Linked DNA regions of Homo sapiens: regions 1 and 2 are each linked to region 3. Evidence: read pairs that join two places in POLR2A ChIA-PET (ENCODE). Cell type or tissue: GM12878. All regions are shown on one strand.

Region 1 (5,000 bases), 97 kb before region 3:
GGTCAGGCTGGTCTCAAACTCCTGACCTCAAATGATCCACTTGAGTCGGGCTTACAAAGTGCTGAGATTACGGGCGTGAGCTACCACGCCCAACCTAACATTTTCTTTATCCATTTGTCTGTGGATCTTAGGTTGCTTCCAAACCATGGTTATTGTGAATAATGCTGTAGTAAACATGGGAATGCAGATACCTCTTTGACATACTAATTTGCTTTCTTTTGGGTATATAACCAGCAGTGGGATTGCTGGATCATATGGTAGATCTATTTTTAGTTTTTCTGAGGAACCTCCAAACTGTTTTCCGTAGTGGTTTTACTAACTTACATTCCCACCAATGGTGTATGAGAGTTGCCTTTTCTCTACATCTTCACCAGCATTTGTTATTGCCTGTGTTTTGGATAAAAGCCATTTTAACTGGGATGAGATGGTATCTTATTGTAGTTTTGATTTGCATTTCTCTGATGATCAGTGATGTTGAGCACTTTTTCATATGCCTGTTTGCTATTTGTGTGTCGTCTTTTAAGAAATATCTATTCAGATTTTTACCCATTTTTAATCAGATTATTGAATTTTTTCCTATAGAGTTGTTTGAGATCCTGGTCATTAATCTCTTGTCAGATGTAGTTTTCTCATACTTCTGCTGCTACTTAAGTCAGTTACTATAGTTTTCCAAGAAAAACTAATTATATTTGGGTCTTTAAATTTATTGATATACAGTCATTTATTCTATTTTCTTAAATTTTTAAAACTTCTTGTGCATATGGGTTGTTAACTTCTTTTTCACTTATTTTATTGCTTACTTCTGTTTTTTTTTCTCCTTTGATTTGACCTGCTCAAGGGATTTGCTAATTTTGTTCATCTCCTCAAAGACCAAGTTCTTAGATTTATTTCATCCATTGTCTTTTACCATTTCATTATATTTCTGCTTTTGTCTTTGTTAATGCTTTTTTTTTTTTTTTTTTTTTTTTTTTTTTGAGACAGAGTCTCGCTCTGTCCACCAGGCTGGAGTGCAGTGGCGTGATCTTGGCTCACTGCAACCTCCGTCTCTTGGGCTCAAGCACTTCTCCTACCTCAGCCTCCTGAGTAGCTGGGATTACAGGTGTGTGCCACCACACCGGGCTAATTTTTGTATTTTTAGTAGAGATGGGGTTTCACCATGCTGGCCAGGCTGGTCTCGAACTCCTGACCTCAGGTAATCCACCCACTTTGGCCTCCTGAAGTGCTGGGATTACTGGCATGAGCCACCGCACCCAGACTGTTAATGCATTCTTTTTTCCTTAACCAATAATTCATTTATCCTTTTAGTGGAGAAATTGGTCATCATTTTTCGTAAGTCTAGAACATTTATCTAAGTCTAAGAACATTTTCATTAACCCTCTCCCTAGAACTCCAAACCCATTAAAAGTCGTTCCCCATCTTCCCCTTCTACTATCTTCTGGTAACCACTAATCTACTTTTTCCCTATGGATTTTTCTTCTTCTGGACTTTTTTTTTTTTGAGACGGAGTCTCTCCCTGTTACCCAGGCTGGAGCGTAGTGGCACAATCTCGGCTCACTGCAAGCTCCGCTTCCCGGGTTCACGCCATTCTCCTGCCTCAGCCTCCCAAGTAGCTGGGACTACAGGTGTGCGCCACCATGCCCAGCTAACTTTTGTATTTTTAGTAGAGACGAGGTTTCACCATGTTGGCCAGGTTGGTCTCAATCTCTTGACCTCATGCGCCACCCACCTCAGCCTCCCAAAGTGCTGGGATTACAGATGTGAGCCACTGCGCCCAGCCTGGACTTTTTATATAGACTCATACCATATGAGGTCTTCTATGTCTGGCTTATTTCACTTAACACAGCCCTTTCAAGGTTCATTCATGTTGTGGCATATATTCCTTTTTATGTCTGCATGATATTTTATTGTATGGCTGTACTACATACTGTTTATCCACTCATTAGTTGATGGATATTTGGGTTGTTTTTACTTTTTGGCTATTATCAGTAGTGCTGCTATGAACGTTCATGTACAAGTTTTTGTTTGGACATATGGTTTTGTTTGAGTATATGCTTAGAAGTGGAATTAATGGGTTACATGGCAACTGTGTTTAACTTTTTGAGGAACTACCAGTGCCAGACTATTTTCCAAAGTAGCTGCATCATTTTATATTCCCAGCAGCAGTATATGAGGGCTCCAGGTTTTCCATACCGTTGGCAACACTTATTGTCCCTCTTTTTTTCCTTGCCCATTGCATTGTCTTGGCATCCTTGTCAAAAATCAGTGGACCATAAATATAAGGGTTTGTTTCTAGACTCTCAATTCTGTTTTGATGATATATATGTGTATATGGCAGTACCACATAGTCTTGATTACTTAGTTATAGTAACTTTTGAAATCAGAAGTGAGTGTTCCATTTAAGATTGTTTTGGGTATTGTGGGTCTCTTACATTTTCAAATGGATTTTAGGATTAGCTTGTCAATTTCTGCAAAAAAAAAAAAACACAGCTACTATTATTTTAGAAATTGTGTTGAATCGGTAGATCAATTTTAAGAATATTGCTTTGTTAACAGTATTAAGTATTCTAATCAGTGATGAACACAGGATGTCTTTGCTGTTGTCTCTATTTTCTTTCAAGAATGTGTGGTAGTTTTCAGTGGACAAGTCTCACATTTCTTTTGTTAAATAAATTCCTAAGTATTTTAATTGTATTTTATGCTATTAAAAATGAAATTGTTTTCTTAACTTCATTCTCACATTGTCTGCTAGTGCAGAGAAATACAATAAGTTATTTTGTCTTATATCCTGCAACCATGCTAAACCTGTTTATTACCTATTAATGAATTTTTTATTTTTATTGTTTTTTACAATTTTATTTTTATTCTTTTTTTAAAATGTATTTTTAAAAGAGATTTATTTAACTCACAGTTCTGCAGGCTGAATTCAAGGGCAGGGCCCTGCCTTCTGGCAATAGCATTCTTGCTTGCTTATTTTTATTGTCTTCCTAGCTTTTGAATCTATGCATATTAGGTCATATAGTCCCTTTTTTCCCTAATTAATTCATTTTAAGGCCGTACATTTTCTTTTCACTACTGGTTTGGCCACAGACATTTTGATTTCAAGTACCATAATTGTAATTTGTTTCTAACTCAGCATTGATTTTTCTTTTTAATCCAATAATACTTTATAATTTCCAAATGTTTGACGGGTTATATATTTGTTAATAGTTTAACTGCATTGAAATTTGTATGATTTTTCTTAAGGAGCTCACAGATAATCTTTTAAGTTAAGATTTTACGGGCGGTGTGCGGTGGCCCATGCCTGTAATCCCAGCATTTTGGGAGGCCGCGGCAGGTGGATCACCTGAGTTCAGGTGTTCGAGACCCAGCCTGGCCAACATGACAAAACCCCGTCTCTACTAAAAATACAAAAATTAGCTGGGCATGGTGGCGAGTGCCTGTAATCTGAGCTACTCGGGAGGCTGAGGCAGGAGAATTGCTTGAACCCAGGAGGTGGAGGTTGTAGTGAGCCAAGATCGCTCCATTGCACTCCAGCCTGGGCAACAAGAGCAAGACTCCATCTGGGGGAAAAAAAAAAAAGATTCTGCTCTACAAGCAACAAGATGGGAATGTTTTATGACAAAAGTCTAAACCAATTGGGGCTACAGAATGTTGTTTATTTTTAGACAGTAGAGAGAACAGCTTCCATGCAAGGTAAGATTAAAACTTTTTCTGACAGACTAAATAGTGAGTTTTGTGCTGTAGTAGCCTATTCAGAGGTGTTCTTAAATGTCTTTGCAGCCACAAATAAGAAGAGTAATTCGCCCAAGCCAGCTCGATCCAGTGTAGCAGGTAGTCTATCACTTCGAAGAGCAGTGGACCCTGGAGAAAATAGTCGTTCAAAGGGAGACTGTCAGACTCTGTCTGAAGGTAAATTTGAGGGATTCAGAATGTACTTTTAGTGGGGTAAATATTTATTACCTGAAATTGATGTTATCGTGGAGCTTTAGATCTTGAAGGGCACCAAAAATGCTAAAGTTGGATTTGAAAGTTTCTTTTTTTGAAACAGGGTCTCACTTTGTCACCCAGGCTGGAGTGCAGTGGTGCGATCTTGGCTCACCGTGGCCTCGACCGGTGGTTTAAGAGATCCTCCTGCCTCAGCCCCACCAAGTAGCTGGGACTACAGGTGTGCACCACTACGCCTAGCTAATTTTTGTATTTTTTGTAGAGACAGGTTGCCCAGGCTGGTCTTAAACTCCTGAGCTCAAGCAATCCGCCTGCCTCAACCTCCCAAAGTGCTCGGATTACAGGAATGAGCCCCACCACACCTGGCTGGAAAGTTTCTTGATCTCAACAGAACAGACCCTTAACAAAATACAGCCATTAGACTATGTATTCTAAACACCTTAATTTTATTTATTCTTTATTTTTGTTGTTTTCCTGAGACAGAGTCTTGCTCTGTTTTCCAGGCTAGGGATGCAGTGGTGCAATCATAGCTCACTGTAGCCTTGACCTCCCAGACAAAAGTGATCCTTCCACCTCAGCCTCCCAAGTAGCTGGGACCACAGACACAGACACATGCAGCCATACCTGGCTTTTTTTTTTTTTTTTTTTTTTTTTTTTTTTGCCGAGACAGGGTTTTGCTACATTGTCCAGGCTGGTCTTGAACTTTTGGGCTCAAACAATCTTCCTGTCTCAGCCTCCCAAAGTGTAAAATTACAGGTGTGAGCCACAACACTTGGCCTGGACTCCTTAATTTTAGATGCTTGGCATAAAAAACAAGGGATATGTTTCAAAATTATTTTTGAAGTTTTTTTTTTTTTTTTTTTGAGATGGAGTTTTTTCCTCTAGTTGCCCAGGCTGGAGTGCAATGGTGCGATCTCGGCTCACCGCAACCTCCGCCCGCCGTGTTCAAGTGATTCTCCTGCCTCAGTCTCCTGAGTAACTGGGACTACAAGTGCACGCCACCACGCCTGGCTAATTTTTGTATTTGTAGTAGAGATGGGGTTTCACCACATTGG
Region 2 (5,000 bases), 300 kb after region 3:
GTGTGTGTGTGTGTGTGTGTGTACAGAAAGTTCCTGTGGGCACAGACAGGGGCCTCACAAATGATGTTGTTATATTCCTCGTCACCAACGTTGCCTTGTAGAATGGGAGCCCTGTGTTGCACGCTGAGCCCCGCTCCATGGAATGCAGGAGCATTGCCATGGACATCAATTGTACTCATCTCCCTCCCCAGCCGCTGCTTTGATGGGAGCACCCCTGTCCATGCAGCAGCATTTTCGGGCAATCAGTGGATCCTTAGCAAACTGCTGGATGCAGGAGGTGACCTGCGACTCCACGATGAGAGGGGTCAAAACCCGAAGACTTGGGCTTTGACAGCAGGAAAGGAGCGTAGCACCCAGGTAAGGGTGGGTCCCACTCTGTAGCCATGCCCACTAGAAGAGTACTGGGCTGAGAGTCAGGCTCCCAGTGGTCAGCACAGAGCGTACAGTGGCCTTAGTATTGGTACTGGAGTCTCAGGCTTGGATCGAAGCAAATTAGCCAGCTGCGAAACTTCCGGCAGGTCTAGTGAACCTTTCTACTCATCGTATTCGATGGGAAAGGCAAACAACTGTAATTTTGTCTGACCCATTTAACTAGCACTTACCATGACTCAGATGTTGTTTTAAATGTTTTTTATATATTAACTCAATCTTCACAACAACCTCTCAGGTAAGTACTATTAATGTCCTTATTGTACAGGTGGGGAAACTGAGGCCCACTGACATTAAGTAACTTTGTTTGGCAGGTGGGAATTTTTTTTTTTTTTTTGGGAAGGAGTCTTGCCCAGGCTGGAGTGCAGTGGCGCGAGCTCAGCTCACTGCAACCTCCGCCTCCTGGGTTCAAGCAATTCTCCTGCCTCAGCCTCCTGAGTAGCTCGGATTACAAGCATGCACCACCACACTCAGCTAACTTTTGTATTTTGAGTAAAGACGGGGTTTCTCCATGTTGGCCAGGCTGGTCTCGAACTCCTGACTCAGGTGATTCGCCCACCTTGGCCTCCCAAAGTGCTGGAATTACAGGCATGAGCCACTGCACCCAGCTGGTGTGATGTGTTTTAATGAAGACTAAATAACATAAATGTAAAACTCAAAGGGCAGGTACAGTGCCAGGCCCCTCTGTGTGCAGTCTCCTTTCTGGGGCTCCTGCTTATTAAAGCTGTTGGGCCTTGGACCAGCAAATTTTACTCGTCTTGGCCTTGGTTTCCTCATCTGTTGAAGGAGGGAGTTGGAGGAAATTGTTTCCCTAAAGCCTCTCCCTGAAAACATTCCATACCTTTAGAAAATCACCTGGGCCCTTTCCTTTTGAGAGGTTTTTCTGTTGGGGGCTCTCAGCTCCTCGGACCACTTATCTTCATACCCAAGCTTCCATTCCATTGAGAACTGGTGCGCCCGCACTGGGCATCTCTGCGATGTTTTGCAGATAGTGGAGTTCATGCAGCGCTGTGCCTCACACATGCAGGCCATCATCCAGGGCTTCTCTTACGACCTCCTGAAGAAGATAGACTCCCCGCAGCGGCTTGTCTACAGCCCGTCCTGGTGTGGGGGCCTCGTGCAGGGGTGAGTACTGCCTTGAGCAGAGTGGGATAGTCTCCATCACCCAGCCTTCCTCGTGGGAGCCCTGCAGCATGGGTTGCCTCAGCTCCTCCACATCAGTGCCCTCTGGCATCTGGCCCATCCAAAGGGGTGTGCTTGGAAAGAAAAGGCTTGGCCTTGATGAAGGAAGGCCAGAGGATCACCTTTCGCCCTCTCTCTCCTCTCCCTGAGAAGGTGTGAGAGGAATGAGTGTGGGCTCTGATGGAAACCACCCTGTGGTTAGCAGAAGGAGAACATCTCAGGTCTGAGGAGCCCAGCAGAAAACCCTTACCCAGCAGGACACCTGGCTGGCTTTTTTGTCATCTCCTGAACCACAGAAAGAGTGTTCCTTTATTACTAAGGTTGCAAAAGACCACAAATGCTTAACTTACGGTTTCTTGGGCTATTTTCAGCTGATACGAGAGACTTGCTGCCAGCTGGATGGGCAGCCCCCTCTTCTCCCATCACAGCTGCAGGAGGTGGGCTCCATGCTTTTCTCCATGCTCAGGGTTAAGCTTGGAAGGGAGGAGTGTCATTTTAACTTCTCTGGGATTGGTTGACTTAGGGTTTGTATGTAGAGAATCCTTCCCATTTGGCTTTCCTCTGATGGCATCTCTTTCTGTAAGCAGGGTAGCTGGGCTCACCACACTTTTGCAGGCTTCCTTGTCCTGTCATTCATGCACTTTGAGTCCTGGCTTTCCTCTGATGATTGGATGCTGCTGGCTTCTCAGGCGAGATGAGTTCATGATTCCGTTAACTCCTAACGGCTGTGCTGCGTGCCACTCTGGCCAGTTTTGGCTCTTTGCTCAGCATCCAGAATGACCTTTTAAAAATGGAAATCAGGTGGCTGGGTACAGTGGCTCACACCTGTAATCACTTTTGGAGGTTGAGGTGGGTGGATCACCTGAGGTCAGGAGTTCGAGACCAGCCTGGCCAACATGGTGAAACCCCCGTCTCTACTAAAAATACAAAAATTAGCCGGGTGTGGTGGCATGCACCTGTAATCCCAGCTACTCAGGAGGCTGAGGCAGGCGAATCACTTGAACCCAGGAGGCGGAGGTTGCAGTGAGCCGAGATCGCACCACTGCACTCCAGCCTGGGTGACAGAGCAACACACTGTCTCAAAAAAAAAAAATATTAGCCGAGTGTGTTGGTGTGCTCCTCATAGTTCCAGCTACTCTGGAGGCTGAGGTGAGAGGATCACTTGAATCTGGGAGGTGGAGGTTGCAGCAAGCCAAGATCATGCAACTGCACTCCAAACTGGGTGACAGAGCGAGATCCTGTCTCAAAAAATAAAGTAATCAAATAAAACTAAAATAATGGAAATCAGGTTGTACCACTCTGCTAAAACTCCTTAAGGACCTTCCCCATGGCTATTAGGATAGGTTTAGAAATCCCTTATCCGGCCTTGGAGACCCTGCCTCATCCAAGCCCTCCCCCTTCATCTCCTGCCTCTGCCCCTGGCGCTTGTATGGAGACCCGTCCTTCAGAGTTTAGAGAATTGTCATAGTTTGCAATTATTTTATTTGTATATGTTCTTCTCCAGTTTTCCAATTAAATTGTGAATTCCAAGAGCTCAGGGGCTGTGTCTATCCTATTCATTGCTACTAACCCTTAGCTGCTTGGTGCATGGTAGGGCTCTGTACAAGGAGAGGAGGCTCATGAGTGAGCCTGAAAGGAAAACCCAAGTGTAAATGTGGATGAGCTTTTACAATCTTAGTTACTCATCTAGATACAGCATTTAGTTTAGAATTAGAGGAAACATTCTTACGGGGTTAATGGAATGCTTACATGGAAATACACTCCTCTTCCCCCACCTTTTTTTTTTTTTTTTTTTTGAGACTGAGTCTTCTCTGTCGCCCAGGCAGGAGTCCGTGCAATCTCGGCTCACCACAACCTCTGTCTCCTGGGTTCAAGCAATTCTCCTGCCTCAGCCTCCTTAGTAGCTGGGATTACTATAAAATTAGCACACCTGGCTAATTTTATATTTTTAGTAGAGATGGGGTTTCACCGTGGCCAGGCTAGTCTGGAATTCCTGACCTCAGGTGATCCGCCTGCCTCTGCCTCCTGAAATGCTGGGATTACAGGCGTGAGCCACCGTGCCCGCCCCCCCTCCTCTTAATGTAAAAAACCACACAAATTCTTGAAATTAGAGTTAGCCTCTAAGATTTGTGAGTGGTGCCGTGTCAGATAAGATTCCTCACACGTGTGTTTGCACAGAGCTTGGACTGGGGAAAGAAGAAAAGCACTGAGTTGAGGACAGATGGCTGTAGATGACTAGAGTTAGTTTTTTTCTCCCCTTAACCCAGCCGAGTTATATAGATGTGTGCTGAGAAATTTAGGTAAGAGAGCAGGAAATGTTGGTCTGAACTGCAGTTGTCCAGGTCACTGTTTGAGAACACTCGGCTCTTTTGCTTAGAAAGAACTCTCCCCTCCAAAGAGCCATGTACTGCCCAGAGGCCCCAGAGTGGAAGGCAGGAGGCCTCGTCACTGGTAACCCCCAGTTCCACTGCTGCTAGAGGCTGACACCCTCACTGTCAGCACAAGGTCTGTTCCCCTGGGCAAGAAACGGTCCACTGTCTCCTAGATCTTTTGAGGCCTAAGCACATAAGCCTTATTTTAAGAAGAGACTGATGATTTGGTGTTGAAAAGTGGCCTTTTTCTTATGGTCTGTTTACTCAAGTGAGAGTGACCATATAGCTGATTATCTGTTGGCTGTTTCGAGAGTGAAAGGGAAACTATCAATAATGGTGCTAAGATACCAGGTGTAAATTGGGATGCTCAGTTTATCTCAGTCTAAACATCAGAGTCTTCTCCTCAATAGCATAGCAGCTTAAAGCAGAGACGGGACAGCTTGGCACTGATGAGTTGCTGAGGAAATAGAAAAGAAGTAAAGCACTTACATCTGTTCTCTAATAGTGGCATGTGGGGCCTCACAGACCTGAGGTAGGGCTGGCCCTGAGTATGCACCGTCTCCCAGCTCCTTTGCCATTTGCCAAGAAAAGGAAAGTGCCTCTGGTGGCAGTAGGATCTTTTTTCCTTCAGTCTGAGCTGAAAGTACTCAACTGGCAAGCATTAACTGAGCACCTACTGCATGGCACCATGCCAGGTTCTGGGAGCCAAAGAAATACGAGGCATCACCCCTTCTTCCAAGACACCTTCAGTGAAGGGGGACCCTGATGCACAAGTGGTAGTTTGAGTGTGGAATGTGGGAAGAACAGTGGCTGGAATGAGCAACATCAGTGTCTGGTCACTGCTGCATTTTATGACCTCAGGCCAGCAAGTTTCCTTTTCCTGGGCTTCATTTTTTTGCCTATATAATGAAAAAACTGGACAAGATGTGCTTATGGTTATTTCCAACTCTGACCATCTGTATTTGTTATCTATTGCTGCATAATGAATCACCCCCCAAACTTAGCAGCCTCAAACAA
Region 3 (5,000 bases):
GGGGGTCTTTCTCTGTTGCCCAGGCTGGAGTAAAGTGATGCAAGCATAGCTCACTGCAACCTCGAATTCCTGGGCTCAAACAATCCTCCCTCCTCAGCCTCCTGAGTAGCTGGGATTATGGTGCAAGCCACCATGTCCAAATGACTTTTTTTTTTTTTTTTTTGAGACGAAGTCTTACTCTGTCACCCAGGCTGGAGTGCAGTAGTGCGATCTCAGCTCACTGCAACCTCCGCCTCCCAGGTTCAAGCGATTCTCCTGCCTCAACCTCCCGAGTAGCTGGTACTCGGGAGGCACATGCCACCACACCTGGCTAATTTTTTATTTTTAGTAGAGACGGGGTTTCACCATGTTGGCCAGGCTGGTCTTGAACTCCTGACCTTAGGTGATCTGTCCACCTTGGCCTCCCAAAGTGCTGGGATTACAGGCGTGAGCCACTATGCCCAGCCCAAATGACTTTTTTTTAGGAATGGGATCCCACTATGTTGCCTAGGTTGGTCTCAAACTCCTGGCCTCAAGTGATCCTCCAGCTTCTGCCTCCCAAAGCTTTGGGATAATAAGTGGTGCCACCACATCATTTATCCACCTAATATTTTCTTTTCTTTCTTTCTTTTTTTTTTTTTTTTTTGAGATAGGGTCTCACTCTGTCACCCAGATAGGAGTATAGTGGTGCAATCTCGGCTCACTGCAACCTCTGCCTCCTGGGCTCAAGTGATCCTTCCATCTCAGCCTCATGAGTAGCTGGGCCTACAGGTGTGCACCACCATGCCCAGCTAATTTTTGTATTTTTAGTAGAGATGGGTTTTGCCATGTTGGCCAGGCTGGTCTCAAACTCCAGGCCTCAAGTGATCCAGCTGTCTTGGCATCCCAAAGTCTTGGAATTACAAGCATAAGCTATCACACCTGGCCCTAATATTTTTCAAAATTCACATTTATTTCAACCTAACATTAGAAATTTATTCTATTTATATAGCTGTAAAAGTACTTCAATCACTAGGTCAGGAGATCAAGACCATCTTGGCCAATATGGTGAAACCCCGTCTCTTCTAAAAATACAAAAATTAGCTGAGTGTGGTGGTATGCACCTGTAGTCCTAGCTACTCAGGAGGCTGAGGCAGGATAATCACTTGAACCCGGGAGGCAGAGGTTGCAGTGAGCCGAGATCGCACCACTGCACTCCAGCCTGGGCAACAGAGTGAGACTCCATCTCAAAAAAAAAAAAAAAAGTACTTCAAGACATATATTTAAAGATGTTCACTACAGTGAAAACCTAGAAATAATAATAAAAAAAAATTCTCAATAGGGCACAGGTGAAATACAATGGAATACAATGCAGCCATTAAAAAGAATAAGGTAAGAGGCTGGGCTCAATGGCTCACATCTGCAATCCCAACACTTTAGGAGACTGAAGTAGGAGGATTGCTTGAAGCCAGGAGTTCAAGACCAGTCTCAGCAACATAGCAATATCCCATCTCTACAAAAAAATACAAAAATTAGCCAGATGTGGTGGCACACACCTGTAATCCTAGCTATATGGGAGGCTGAGGTGGGAGGATCCCTTGAGCCCAGGAGTTCGAGGTTGCAGTGAGCTATGATCGTGCCACTGCAGCATTCAGACAGCTGAATGTGACCAAAGTAAAACTCAAACATAATGACTTGGCTTCCTTTAATTCATTACTACTAACGTTAAATGAGCCTTTAGTGTTACTTACCTTACTATATTAAAAAAAAAAAAATCAACTCTTCTCCCTCCCTCTCCTCATTGAAAAAAATAGAAATTATAACTCACGTAAGCTCTCATCATACTAAATATATACTAAAATATGTGCATCTGTACCCATACACTTTTTTTTTTTCTTTTTTTTTTCTTTTTGAGATGGAGTCTCGCTCTGTTGCCCAGGCTGGAGTGCAGTGGTGCAATCTCGGCTCACTGCAACCTCTGCCTCCCGGGTTCAAGCAATTCTCCTGCCTCAGCCTCCCGAGTAGCTGGGATTACAGGTGCGTGCCACCACACCCGGCTAATTTTTTATTTTTAGTAGAGATGGGGTTTTACCATGTTAGCCAGCCTGGTCTTCAACTCCTGACCTCAGACAATCCACCCACCTCGGCCTCCCAAAGTGCTGGGATTACAGGCATGAACCACCGTGCCCGGCCACACTCTTTCTTCCTACACAATGGTAAAACTGTCCATAATCCTATCTAAGGCCATCTCTTCTACTGATTCACTGAATTTTTTTTTTTTTTTTTTGAGATAGAGTCTCACTCTGTCACCCAAGCCTGGAGTGCAGTGGCACGATCACGGCTCACTGCAGCCTCAACCAGGCAGGTTCAAGCGATCCTCCTACCTCACAGGCACCCAGATGTTGTTTTTTGTTTGTTTGTTTGTTTGTTTGTAGAGATGGAGTCTCACTATGCTGCCTAGCCTGGTCTCAAATTCCTGGGGTCAAGTGATCCACCCACCTCAGCCTCCCAAAGTGCTAGGACTACAGACATGAGCCACTGCACCTAGCCACATCTACTGGATTCTATCCCCTCTCACCAACCTGTAACTGTCTTTCTCTTACATTATCAATTACCCCTCTCTACTAGTCATTTCCATCAGCATACAATGTTTCCAATGTTAAAATACAGGTTTCTTGACCAACATTTCACCTCCTCAGTCAAAGTCCCATTTCTCTGCTGCCCTTTACAATCAAACATGAAAGAGCAATCTGTACTTGCTGTCTCTACCTTCTTTATTCCCATTGTCTCTTAAACTCATTCCATTCAGGCTCTAATTCTCAGTGCTTTTCTGAAACTGCTCTTATTAAAGTCACAATGGCTTCCATGTTGCCAAATCCAACTGTCAATTCTCATCTTCATTTTATTTGGACTATCAGCAGTATATGACAGAAATGATCATTTTTCTCCACCTTGAAACCTTTTTGTTTCACTTTTAGGTCACCACTTCTCTTGGTTCTCTTTCTACTTCATTAGATGCTTCTTTTGATCTTGTTCACTGGTTTCTCTTTTCCTGATCTCTAAAAATGGTAATGCCCAGGGTTCAGTCCTTGACCTCTTCTCTATCTCTATCCATTTAATAGATTTTATCATGTCTCATATCTTTATGTATTATCTATATGCTGATGACTCCCATTGTATGTTTCTGGTCCAAACCTCTCATTCGAACACTAGGCTCTTATATTCAAGTACCTGCTCTTGGATATCTAATGCTCATTTCAAACTTATTAAACTTATTTGTCCTAAAACAAAATCCTAATTCTCAACCTCCTTTTCATCAAACCCATTTCTCCTATAAACTTCCTTATTTCAACAAATAGTAACTCTAGTTTTCCATTTGCCTCATTTTAATAATGGGCCAAGGAAGGAGGGTAGTGAAGATCATAGAGAAAATGGATCCAAGGTCCTGTTGGAGTTAAAATTGTTGAAGTCCATATACTACAGGGAGAGGGCTGGAAAGACAGGAGTTGTGGGAGGAGAGTAGAATGCTTAAAATGAAGGTTTAGTTATTAGTAACGACATAGCCTAGAGGATGATCTTATGAGCAGGTGACTAAATTGAGGTGGAAGACAAGATCACTGGAGGTGAGGAGGTCAAGAAACAGAGATATCTGAGCATTGGAGGATTGTCTGTGTAGATAATGAAATAACTAAAACTTTTAAAGAGTTGTGGAGAGAAAGGCAGTAAGGTTGGTGTGGAAGGAAGGACAGTAAGTTTAGTGCTAAAACTCATTTTCCATTTTTAGAAATGACTCCTTTCCAAAAATCTTAGAGTCATTTTGATTCCTCTGTTTATCTCACATCCCAAATCCAATCCATCAGCAAATCTTCTTGGTTCTATTTTCAAAATCCGACTACCTGTTACCACTTTTATAGATAAACACCTAGTCTAAACCATCATTACTATGCTTCCCCTGGATTAATGTCATCAACTACTAACTGATCTCCCTGCTTCTACCCTGCCCTCCCCTGACCCCATAGTTTATTCTGCCAGCAAGTGCCAGATAAGATATGTCCTTTAAAACTGTCAGTGCCAATGGTAAATTCTTAGTTTTGAGTAATGTACCACAATCATGTAGCACCTGGGAGAAAGAACTCTCTATCTTTTTTTTTCCTTTTTTCTTTTGAGACAGAGTTTCATTCTTGTCGTTCAGGCTGGAGTGCAATGGTGTGATCTCGGCTCACTGCAACCTCCCCCTCCCTGGTTCAAGTGATTCTCCTGCCTCAGCCTCCTGGGTAGCTGGAATTACAGGCATGCACCACCACGCCCAGCTAATTTTTTGTGTTTTTAGTAGAGACAGGGTTTCTCCATGTTGGTCAGGCTGGTCTCAAACTCCCGATCTCAGGTGATCCTCCCATCTCGGCCTCCCAAAGTGCTGGGATTACAGGTGTGAGCCACCGTGCCCAGCCTCTATCTTTTCAACTCGCTGTAAATCTAAAATGGTTTCAAAACAGAAAGTTTAAAATTAGTTATGTCATTGACACTTATCTGCTTAAAACCACGGTGCCAAAAAGCACACAGAAGGTACTCAGTAAATATTTATTAAATGAATAGAATGAAAGCTGAATGTTAACTATTCAAGAACTCTCAAGTTCAATGACTGTATATTTTCCCTACATCACCTCTTTCCATCTATCAATTTCTATTCTTCCACCAGGTTTAGTACATGTTTCTAAATGCCACATTTCTCTTATGGTTTTCTTCCTTCTCTCACATACAATGACTATTCCTATCCATTATCTTCTGAGAGCCATAAAACCTTTAGGCATTTCTCCCTTTCAAATTTAAATTTAAATTACCTTTTCAAAGTACTCTGAATCAAACCACTGGGAAAATTACAACTCTGGAGACTATAGCTCTGCTTCCATTTATGGTTCAGTACAGAATGTTTGGGGTTTTAAACATGTCAACATCCCAGCTTATGTAGATAAAATTTTAGACCTCATAACTGTAGCTCATAAAAGCAATCCCTTTTCTGCATTTTATCTAGATTTAGATTTTGA

What was found. ChIA-PET counts read pairs that join two places held together with the same protein. Peaks named below come from ENCODE experiments on the same cell type or tissue, not always from the same donor. Only the 100,000 strongest peaks of a DNase experiment are listed, where the experiment ranks them.
Region 1: POLR2A ChIA-PET joins it to region 3 with 5 read pairs; 3 of 35 experiments call an interaction of 5 or more read pairs at or near these places.
Region 2: POLR2A ChIA-PET joins it to region 3 with 8 read pairs; 1 of 35 experiments calls an interaction of 5 or more read pairs at or near these places.

What each region holds. Positions count from the first base shown.
Region 1 is chr17:59,016,205-59,021,204 of GRCh38, reverse strand. It overlaps TRIM37 (tripartite motif containing 37), which reads left to right. Exons shown (of 24, transcript NM_015294.6): 20 at 3,781-3,909. Among named protein-coding and RNA genes, the nearest start is that of TRIM37, 88 kb to the left of the region's middle. In GM12878, no CTCF peak of the experiment used is centred here; no DNase peak of the experiment used is centred here.
Region 2 is chr17:58,618,204-58,623,203 of GRCh38, reverse strand. It overlaps TEX14 (testis expressed 14, intercellular bridge forming factor), which reads left to right. Exons shown (of 32, transcript NM_031272.5): 4 at 192-357; 5 at 1,418-1,554. Among named protein-coding and RNA genes, the nearest start is that of IGBP1C, 71 kb to the left of the region's middle. RefSeq lists an enhancer at 1,448-1,757. In GM12878, no CTCF peak of the experiment used is centred here; DNase peaks (open chromatin) are centred at 1,893 and 2,253; H3K27ac peaks cover 1,322 bases.
Region 3 is chr17:58,918,910-58,923,909 of GRCh38, reverse strand. The region is part of intron 1 of PPM1E (protein phosphatase, Mg2+/Mn2+ dependent 1E); the gene reads right to left. Among named protein-coding and RNA genes, the nearest start is that of PPM1E, 170 kb to the right of the region's middle. In GM12878, no CTCF peak of the experiment used is centred here; a DNase peak (open chromatin) is centred at 2,959; H3K27ac peaks cover 256 bases.